Regions from separate parts of the Homo sapiens genome. Here region 2 is linked to region 1. The links are chromatin contacts, found by Hi-C in ENCODE. All regions are on one chromosome and are shown on one strand. Each heading gives the region's core, a stretch centred on a gene start or an enhancer-like site at or near the end of the contact. The rest is flanking DNA. Distances are from core to core; before and after follow the strand shown. Region 1 overlaps ALK (ALK receptor tyrosine kinase). Region 2 has its middle 9.4 kb from the start of LINC01936.

Evidence for each region. Hi-C counts contacts between places; a loop is a spot of excess contacts on that map. Pooled maps may share reads with other maps.
Region 2: a loop to region 1 is called in a map with no recorded cell type, with 17 times the contacts of the local background. The contact joins two enhancer-like sites. A Hi-C loop is called at or near these places in 2 of 37 single-sample maps with no recorded cell type and 6 of 50 pooled maps.

The regions. Positions count from the first base shown.
Region 1 is chr2:29,311,990-29,316,627 of GRCh38, reverse strand. The region is part of intron 8 of ALK (ALK receptor tyrosine kinase); the gene reads left to right. Among named protein-coding and RNA genes, the nearest start is that of CLIP4, 200 kb to the right of the region's middle. Within about 2 kb of position 1,712, at least 6 of the 41 ENCODE cell types and tissues checked have a DNase peak (open chromatin) inside an H3K27ac peak, as active enhancers do.
Region 2 is chr2:30,335,046-30,339,371 of GRCh38, reverse strand. No RefSeq gene overlaps it. Among named protein-coding and RNA genes, the nearest start is that of LINC01936, 9.4 kb to the left of the region's middle. RefSeq lists enhancers at 1,313-1,552, 1,933-2,122, 2,983-3,052, 3,063-3,122, 3,213-3,312 and 1 more. Within about 2 kb of position 1,636, at least 9 of the 41 ENCODE cell types and tissues checked have a DNase peak (open chromatin) inside an H3K27ac peak, as active enhancers do.

The sequences.
Region 1 (4,638 bases), core at 463-2,962:
CACCGGAGAGGACGGGAGGATCCTTAAGAGCATTTGGTCTTTAAATTTACTCTTCGCTGGGTTTAATATGAGCCAAATTTCAGAAAAAGAAATGTCAAGGTACAAATGATATTATTCTAATACTTCATCATTTCTCTAATAACCTTTGAGTTGATCAATAGCTTAAACAGGTGTTTCGTTTTACTGGCCTGTTTTATTTTTCCTGCAGTCTAATTTGCTCTGGGCTGTTTCTGCTATTCCCTGCCCTTTTCCAGAACTTGGCTCAGCAGGCATAATGAAAGGAAGGGAATAAGTCCATTCCACACTCACATTATTTATATTTATATATATTCATATGATTTCACATTCAGGTTTTCAGACCATTTGTCTAATGCTGATGGGTCTTTGAATTCCCAATGTTGGGAGAAATGTTTTTATCAGGAAAATAAATAACCAAAATAGAAATATGCATTTCTAGATTTGTAAGCCCTACCATTTATTTTATGTGAATCCTAAATGCAGAATGCAGGAAGTTGATTTCCTCCTCCCGGGCGGGCTAAACCCCAGTGGCAGAAAAAAATGGATATTGCATTTCTCTGGGGGACTATGTGAGGTTCACTCAGGGCTTTCAAACCCCACCAACCCTACAGGGGCCTCTGTTGCCTATGGGGCCCGAGTGCAGAAAGATGGACACTAGGCAGAGTTTTGGGGACAGGACTCTGATGAGCATCAGGCCTACAGGGACTGGCGACTGGTCCAGCTGAGCCCTGAGGCTGATGCCTACCACGAAGGACCTTCTTCAAACCCAGCTCAGTCCTGGTCTCCGGGAAGTTAAAGTCATCGTACACTATCTCAAGACACCACAATCATCAGTGGATTCCCAGAGAAGAACTGGTGTCATCTTCAAGAATTTCCTGCAAAGTCTAGAAAGTGAGTTAACCAGTAGTTCTGTGTTTCACCAGTCACATTCACCTGGAAAATGTAACAAATGCCCCACCCTGGACCTACTGAATGACATCGCGAAGAGTGGGGCCCAGGGCTCTGCATTTTTAAACCCTATCCTTGGTGATTTGGAGGTGCACTGAAACTTCAGAGCTATTGGCCGTAGGTGTGCTTGCCAATTGTGACTGAAATTCATTCTGAGCCCATGCAGAGAGTTTTCCTCCTGTCTGTGGCCCCAAATAGCGTGATGTCACTTGTCTTTTAGAAAGATGAGTCAGAAAAGGGATGAGAAATGATGGAGGCGGGGGAGAAGAGAAGCGGGTGGGAGAGCATATGAAACCAGGTCAGGAGCCCCCCATGATGGAGGCATAGCCACAGTGTGCCTTTGTGCCAATCTAACTTCCAGGGCATTCCAGAAGCCTGCCCCACTCCCACCTCCTCCCTCCAGGCTCCTGCAGCCTGCTCTTGCTGACTACCACGGCTGCCTCCTATCTCTCTGCACAGTTACACACGGGGCATGAATATTTAAAGACCTCTGCCTCGCCCAGCCACAAACAAGAAAGAACGCTGTGGTTTTGGTTTTCTTTTTGTGTTCCTCCTCTCCGCCACAAGCTCTTCTCTGCAGGAAACTGGGGAGCCACTTACAATATATTCTGATGTTATTTTTATTTTTATTTTTCTGAGCTCCAGTTCAAATAATTAAAGTTGCCACCGGGGAGGGAAGGCTTGCAGTGGCTTTCATGTGCTCACTTGCTGTCAGACCTGCTCGAATCCGCCTCGGCTTTGAGACACCCGCGGATGTGTCTGGCATTGCAGCCGCTGGTAATAAAGAGCACGGCAGAGTGGCGGCTGACACCACCCCAGCCCCCTGCCTTTCACACACCCCAGCAGCCTGAATGTCTCAACAAGCCCCGTGTGGTTTGAAATTCTATTTTATTTGAATAGCCTGCCTGTGACTAGAATAATTTAAACCACGTTCTCAGGCCTTCTGGGCCTGCAAGGAGAAAAAGTGGACTTTCCTCATTTTCTTTCCCCTCCAAGGCATGGAAGCAGTTTTTCTTGTGTGAGCTACAGAAGTGCAATTTGATCCAAAAATGAGATGGGATCCCCCCAATTTGTGGTGGTCAGTTCCTCAATGCTGGTTTTCCTACCTGGCCAGAGCTGCAGTTGCGTCTCCCCTCTTCTCACACATACATATGTACACGCAAACACACACACACATACACACATGCGTGCACACACCCTCTGGGATCTTGGGACACAGCCGAACCTTTCCACCCCTGACGTCACCTCTAGCAATAAAAGGAATCAGGTTGGATTAGCTGTGGGGAGCTGCTGTGATCTAGGCAGAAGGTGACCAGCGGGCCCCTTCCACGTCTACATGGGCCTGGAGAAAAGGGGACCCATCCTTTGTGTCATTAAAACCAGCAAATGTAGCCCAGAGGGATGTGAGAAGACGCCATGGCCCCTGGAGTTGACCTTGGCCATCCATCCCTGAAGCCCTTCTCAAAGGAAGGCACCCGAAGGCAGGGAATTTTTCTGTAAATTGCTCTCTGATTGATTTTGTAAGACTTTTCAGGGTGCTGGTGATCATCCCTGGAAACAGGCTTATCCTTCCCTCCAGCCTCTCAGTGTGACGCAGAAGCAGGGAAGCCGAGAGGCAGGCTGTGTTGATTGGGCTTATTGAAGCTTGCCCCCGACCTCGGCAGCAGGCAAATAGGACTCTGAAGATGGGAAAAAGAGAGGAACTTTTCTGACTGCTGTGTTTTTAAAGTTTATTAAACTCAGTGACAAAATCTTCTGTGGAAAGTCAAGAAAAGGAGGATAAGAGTAAGAAAACTTAGTATCAGATGGCATGAGACCGAGGAAAAACAAAAGCAGAAGGGGACCTTCCTTTATCAGCCCCCACCAAACTCTCGACAGGAGCCAAAGAAGATGAGCATAACTATTGAATTCAACTCGTTTTCCAGAGCAGATCCTATGCATCACGGGCTCCCCATCCAGATCATGAAATTCACCTCAAGACCCACAGCTAATAAACACAAGACCAAACCTAGATCTTATGATTCTGAGTTTCATGCTCTTCCTGTCACACTGCCCTGCTGGAGACAGATGGAACCTTCTCAACTTGGGGAGAGTTGATGAGAGCTTCAAAAGCATCAGAACTGGCATTACTGTCACCTAACTCAGAGCCCCACCACCTCATTTCTGCAGGCAGATAGAGAATCCCACCCCATTGTGTAAACAAAGAGTTCTCCCCTTCGTCTCTCCACAGGCTGGGAGTAGTCACTGGGTCTAACTCCTGAGCCACCAAGGGGACACTGCCACTCACCTACAGGACTCAAATGGAGTTTGTTCATTGGGTGGGCCTCATTCTCGGCCCCATGTGATCCAACTTACTTTAGCAAATCAGGAAGGAGAAGCCATTCCAGGAGGCCTCATGGGCTTGATTGCAAATAAAGTTGTTATTTCCTGGAGCCAGTTTACCTTCTGCATAGAACGGATGACCATCTAGGGAGAAGAATATTGCACACTTCCCCTCTCTGGGCTGACTGGTAGAAGAACAAGCAAGCCCCTATCAGAGCCCACCTGGGACCAGCCTCTCTGCCCATGCATGGCCAAGCAATGCTACACTTTGTGGTGTTTGTAAAACCCTTCTTGTAAATAGTTGGGGACCAGTACCAAGCTAGAGGGATTCCAGGGTAATGTTATCTCTATCTCCCTCACTAAGCCCAAGTCCCTTTGGTCAGGTATTTGGGGACCAAGATACTCATCAGGCAGAGTTCCTGTGGATGTCCAACCCCCATCTCATCTGATGCTGTGACATCTCTGCAGTGACAGAATGTGCCTGAATTGGGAGAAAGCAAGTCCAGCTCTAGGAGTCAGTGCTTGCCTAAATTAAGAGCAGATCCAGCTAGTCTGGCTGGGGATTGTTTTCACACATGCTGTTCTCTGCACACGCCTCTTCCTGCATTGGAGACCACGGTCAGGACCCCAAGCTAGCATATGATCCCTCTAAGTTGTCCACTCTCTGCCCAGGAGGACATAATGTTGGGCCTATCAGAAAGCACAGGGCTCCTCTGGCTCCCACAGTGTAATGCTGATACCTAGAGCAAGTCGGAGCAGGGTGGTGGCTCCAGGTAGAGCTGCCTCCCTCCTGCCCCACAGCCCAACAGCCACGCCATCTCCTGTGACCAGAAGAATCCAGCTGGCCATGTGGGGCCAGTGCAAAAGGAGCATCACCAAGGCAACGTGGTACAGTGGGAAGGACAGGGCTTGAAGTCCCTTAGCCCTTGGAGGAAGCCCCCCCACTTTCTAGCCTGGAGACCTTGAGTATAGCGACCCACTGTTCTCGGCTTCAGTATCCTCTCCAGGGCTGTCAGGAGAAATGAGTGAGAGGAGATATGAAACATGCCCAGCCTGAATCTAGACACAATTAGGTGCTTAAAAATGGAACCTGTGGTTTCTGCTACTCTGTTGTAGCCATTACTATTATTATCTTCTTATCTGACTTTAGTGATGATTCTGAGACCAAGGCTGGAGCCTGCCTTCTCCAAGGAGCCTGAATCTGGAGGGTTTGGCCTCTGCCCTGCCCTGGGTAGCCTGGCAATATGGCAACACCCCTCTCCCAACTATTGCCAGTGGAGAGGGGTGTTGCCCAGCTCAGTGGCTGGAGTCAGAGGAAGTTTATGCTTTAACAGCAGCCAAGGGGGCCCT
Region 2 (4,326 bases), core at 387-2,886, 1.0 Mb before region 1:
GCCCCATATGCCCTGCCTCTCAGATCCTGATCAGATTTGCTTACTGGACCTCGACACTTACATGTCTCACAAGCATCTCAACTTTAGTGTTTCTGAAACTGAAGTTCTGGTTTCCGTATTTGAGTCTATCCCCTGACCTAGCCCCTCTGTTTCCTATCTTCTACAGTTCAGTAAATTCACCCACTTGCTTAAGCCAGAATCCTGAAGGCCATATTTGAGGACTGGCTCTTCCTCTGCCACATGTGATCATCAGCAAGTCCTATGGATGTAATCTCCAAATTGGATCTTCAAGCCATCTGCCTTTCTCTATCTCCACCAGATAGCGGGTCACCAGCATCTCTCCCATGGCTATTACAGTAGATTCCAAGAGGGTCTTCCTGCCTCCTCCCTTTCCTCTCTCCAGTTCTTTCTTTACACAGTAACCAGAGTAATCTTTCACAGTATAAATCAAGTCATGTCTCTTGGCTGCTTTAAAACCCTGCAGTGGCTTTTTACAATAAATCCGAAGTCTTTTCCATGTTCTACAAAGCCTTCCATGACCTCACTCCTGTCTTTTCCACCTCACCTTGAAACCCTCCCCTTCCTCCCTGGCCCGGCTAGCCAGCCTCATTCTTTCCTAACACACAATGCATGCTTTATTGTTTCAGGGCAGGAATTGGCAGAATACTTCCTGCTTCTGTTTTATAAATAAAGTTTTATTGGAACACAGGCATGACAGAGATTGATGGACCATGAAGCCAAAGGTATTTACTATCTGGCCCTGCACCGAATGTTTGCTGAACCCTCTTTTGGGGCCTTTGGCCTTGCCTCTGGCTCTTTTTCCAGTTTGTAGCCCAGTTGATTCCTTGACTTTCAGCTCTCAGCTTACATGTTACCCCTTCAAATGGATCATCCTTGACAACATTGCTTCAGTGGAAGTCCCTCTCTCCAACCCAAAAACACCCTTATTCTCCATCACACACTCTGCTTCTGACCTTTGTAGCATTTTCTCAATTTTAGATTACATATATATTTATTACTTTACCTGTTTACTGTCCATATCCTTCCCTGACAACTCTAAGCTCCACGAGGGTAAGGACTGTGGCTGTTTTGTTCAGTATTGCACTCCTTGCACCTCCAAGTGCCTTCTCTTGCTAATAAACCACCGGAATTCCTGCATCCAGTTGAGGCTTGATCCCTTCAGAGCGGCTCCTACTCTCCCAACCACTCCGCTAGTCTGTATACTGATCCAGCAATTCTCCGCTACTGAGGTGAGGTTGGGCACAGGTGATGCTTCCAGAGAGCAGTTGAGTGTGGAGTCTGAGCCACAGGGTTGCATTTCCTAACAATTCTCAGCCATCTGAGGAGTTGTGACACCACCTCACTGTGTGTTTGATTTTTAAAAAATGATGTTACAGGCCGGGTGTGGTGGCTGACGCCTGTAATCCCAGAATTTTGGGAGGCCGAGGTGGATGAATCACCTGAAGTCAAGAGTTTGAGACCAGCCTGGCCAACTTGGTGAAACCCTGTCTCTACTAAAAATACAAAAATTAGCTGGGCGTGGTGGTGCCTGCCTGTAATCCCAGCTACTCGGAAGACTAAGACAGGAGAATCACTTGAACCGGGAGCCGGAAGTCGCGGTGAGGCAAGATCGCACCACTGCACTCTCCAGCATGGGTGACAGAGTGAGACTCTGACTCAAAAACAAAACAAAACAAAAAAGATGTTACAATTCCCTCACTGTTCCACACATTCTAGAAAATAAAAACTGAGCACAGGGTAGCATGCATTTATCTTTCATTAAAACAACCTGAGAGTTACTTTGGGGAGCAGTAATTCTGGAGGGCTGCCGGGAGGAGGTCCCTCAGCAGCACTTGTAGTTGCCTCCTCTGCAGCCACCTTGAGCCTGTGCCACCTTCCAGGGTCCTGATTCCTTGCTAACTTCCCCAGAGCACGGGCTGGACAGGTGCAGTTGGGGCTGGGAGGCCAGGCAAGCAGCTGCAGCTCAGGGGCACTGAGGGCGCGGGCCTGGAGACCGTTCTTGGGGAACAGGCCGAAAGAAACCAGGGACATGTAAACACATCAGACTGAGACTCAGGCCCCAGAACCATTGCTTTCAGATGTACACAGGCAGTCATGGGGAGGAGATGCAGAACAGGAAGTGGTTTAGAAAGCCACTCTCTCAGCTTTACAGATGAGAAAACTACATCTAGAGAAGGGACCTACCGGGTTAAAATTAGAACGGACAAGAACACAGGTCTCTCACCATTCTCCTAGTGTGTTCTTCTAGGCTGAATCACCCAGGCTGTCCTAAGCTTCTAAGGTGTCCTCCCGGACAGTATCTAGAATGGCTGGGCACAGCTAGGATTTCTCTGGAAAGCTTCATGGAGGGGGCTTGGAAGAGCACTGGACTTGGCCTTGGGTGAAGCTAGGTTTGAACCCTGTCCTCTCAATAGCTGCAAGTCCAGGACTAATGTCCCAAACTGCTTTGAGCCTCAGTTTCACAACCGTAAACTGTGGTAAGAGTCTCTGAATTGCTGGACAGTTTTGAAGATTCAATGAAGTAAGACCCGAGTGTGCCTCAGGAGTTCCAGATACATAGCAGGCATGCAGACATTCAGTCAATATTAGTTGGATTTTGAGTAGCCAAGCTAGCAGAGGAGGGGCCGGAGCAGGAAACCGTGTATCCATGGGGTATGGTGTCTTCTATAGTAATTCCAAATGAGTTCATCAAAGGAAGAGTCCACGACAAATGGCCCTTTTCCATCCCCTCAATCCCAACCTCCCAGAATACCATGTTTCGGGTACTACAAGGATGACGGTTGCATCTCTCCAATGTCTTCAGAGGAATCAGGGTTTATACTCATAACATCTTACATCCTGGGACATAGGTTTCAGTATGACCTATGCTATTGTCTTTGGATACCTGCTTACCAAAGGCATTCCACCCTCTCTAGGCCATTTGATAAATATCCAGCGAAACAATGTTATCATTGTTGGGTGGTTCAGCTCCCCACCCACTCTGGCAACAAAAGGATATCGTTAATGTCCTCTGTGCAACAAAAGGATATCATTTGTCTTAATCTGGGGCATGTGTTCAGAGTCCTTTGAGATCTCAGAGCATTCTTCTTCCCCCAGATCCAGGTTGCCTGACTGTGCTCTGAGAAATTCTGAGTGTTCAACAGAGCCTCTGCTGGTGGGAGAGGGGCCAGAGTGGGTGGGGTGCTGAGCCACCCATCACCCTTCCTTCAGAGAAGTTTCAGTTTTAGCTCTTTGCATATTGGGTATCTTTGTAAGATTATATTTGAACTAAAATTTTTGCAGTTAAAAACCAGTTTGCAAATTGTGCACTGGAGACTGAAACTAATGGCTGCCAGGTTCTGTCCTAGGTGGTTGGCACATGTCATCTTGCCTCATATACTCCTCCTGATAACCATTTGAGTGGGTGTGATTAGCCTTGCTGCCGTGATGAGGAAACAAGCATTCTGAGAAAGGAAGGAATTAGCTTTAGGAGCTAAGAAAAGAAGGATCCCAGGACTGGAACCCAGGCCTGCCTGGCTGGAAGCGACACCTTCAGACCCTGCAGAATACTATCACAGCGTGATGCTAATAACATGGATTTCCAGTTGGAGATCTGGGTTCAAGTTGTGTTTCTGCCTCTTCCTACTTGAATGATCCCTGACTGGACACTGTATGTTATTTGAGCCCTGTTTTCCTCCCTGAAAAAATGGGTATGATAATAATACTAGTCAGAAGATGCACACCCTTACATCACATTCCAGTGATGCTATTTGTGTGGCATCTTGGGGGAGAGACCCCGACTGCCTCCTTCAGAACCCCTCATCCCCAGGCTGAGCTGGCCTGACTGCCAGCAGACTCCTCATTCATAATGATCCCAGTCTTGGGGTTGCTGAACCTGCAAGGGTGAAGTTTCCCTGGGGGCCCAGAAGCCCTTTCTTGCGCTCAGTCTGGGGCTATGGGGCTCAAGATCAAAGTGTGTGCTCTGCTTTCCCTGGGTGAGACACATCCCTTCACCCTGCAGCCTTCTTTAATTAGCTCAGAGCCTTAGAGCAATACCTTTTTTGGGTTCTTATCAGCACTTCCTGATAAAGTAATTAATGGGTTTCTCTTCTCCACTGAGCATCCTGCTGCCCCAGAGGGCTGAGCTGGGAAGGAAGGGGCTAATTAGCTCCTGTGTGATTATCTGGCTAAAGCAACTGCGCCAAGTCTCTGCAAATCTGTATGGAGCCCTCATCCTCCCCTGGGTGAAACTTCAGCTCTCTGTTTATTCCTTTTGCTTGGTGCCAAGTCTGCCCACAAAGTTCAGCCCCTTCCACAGAGAGCCTC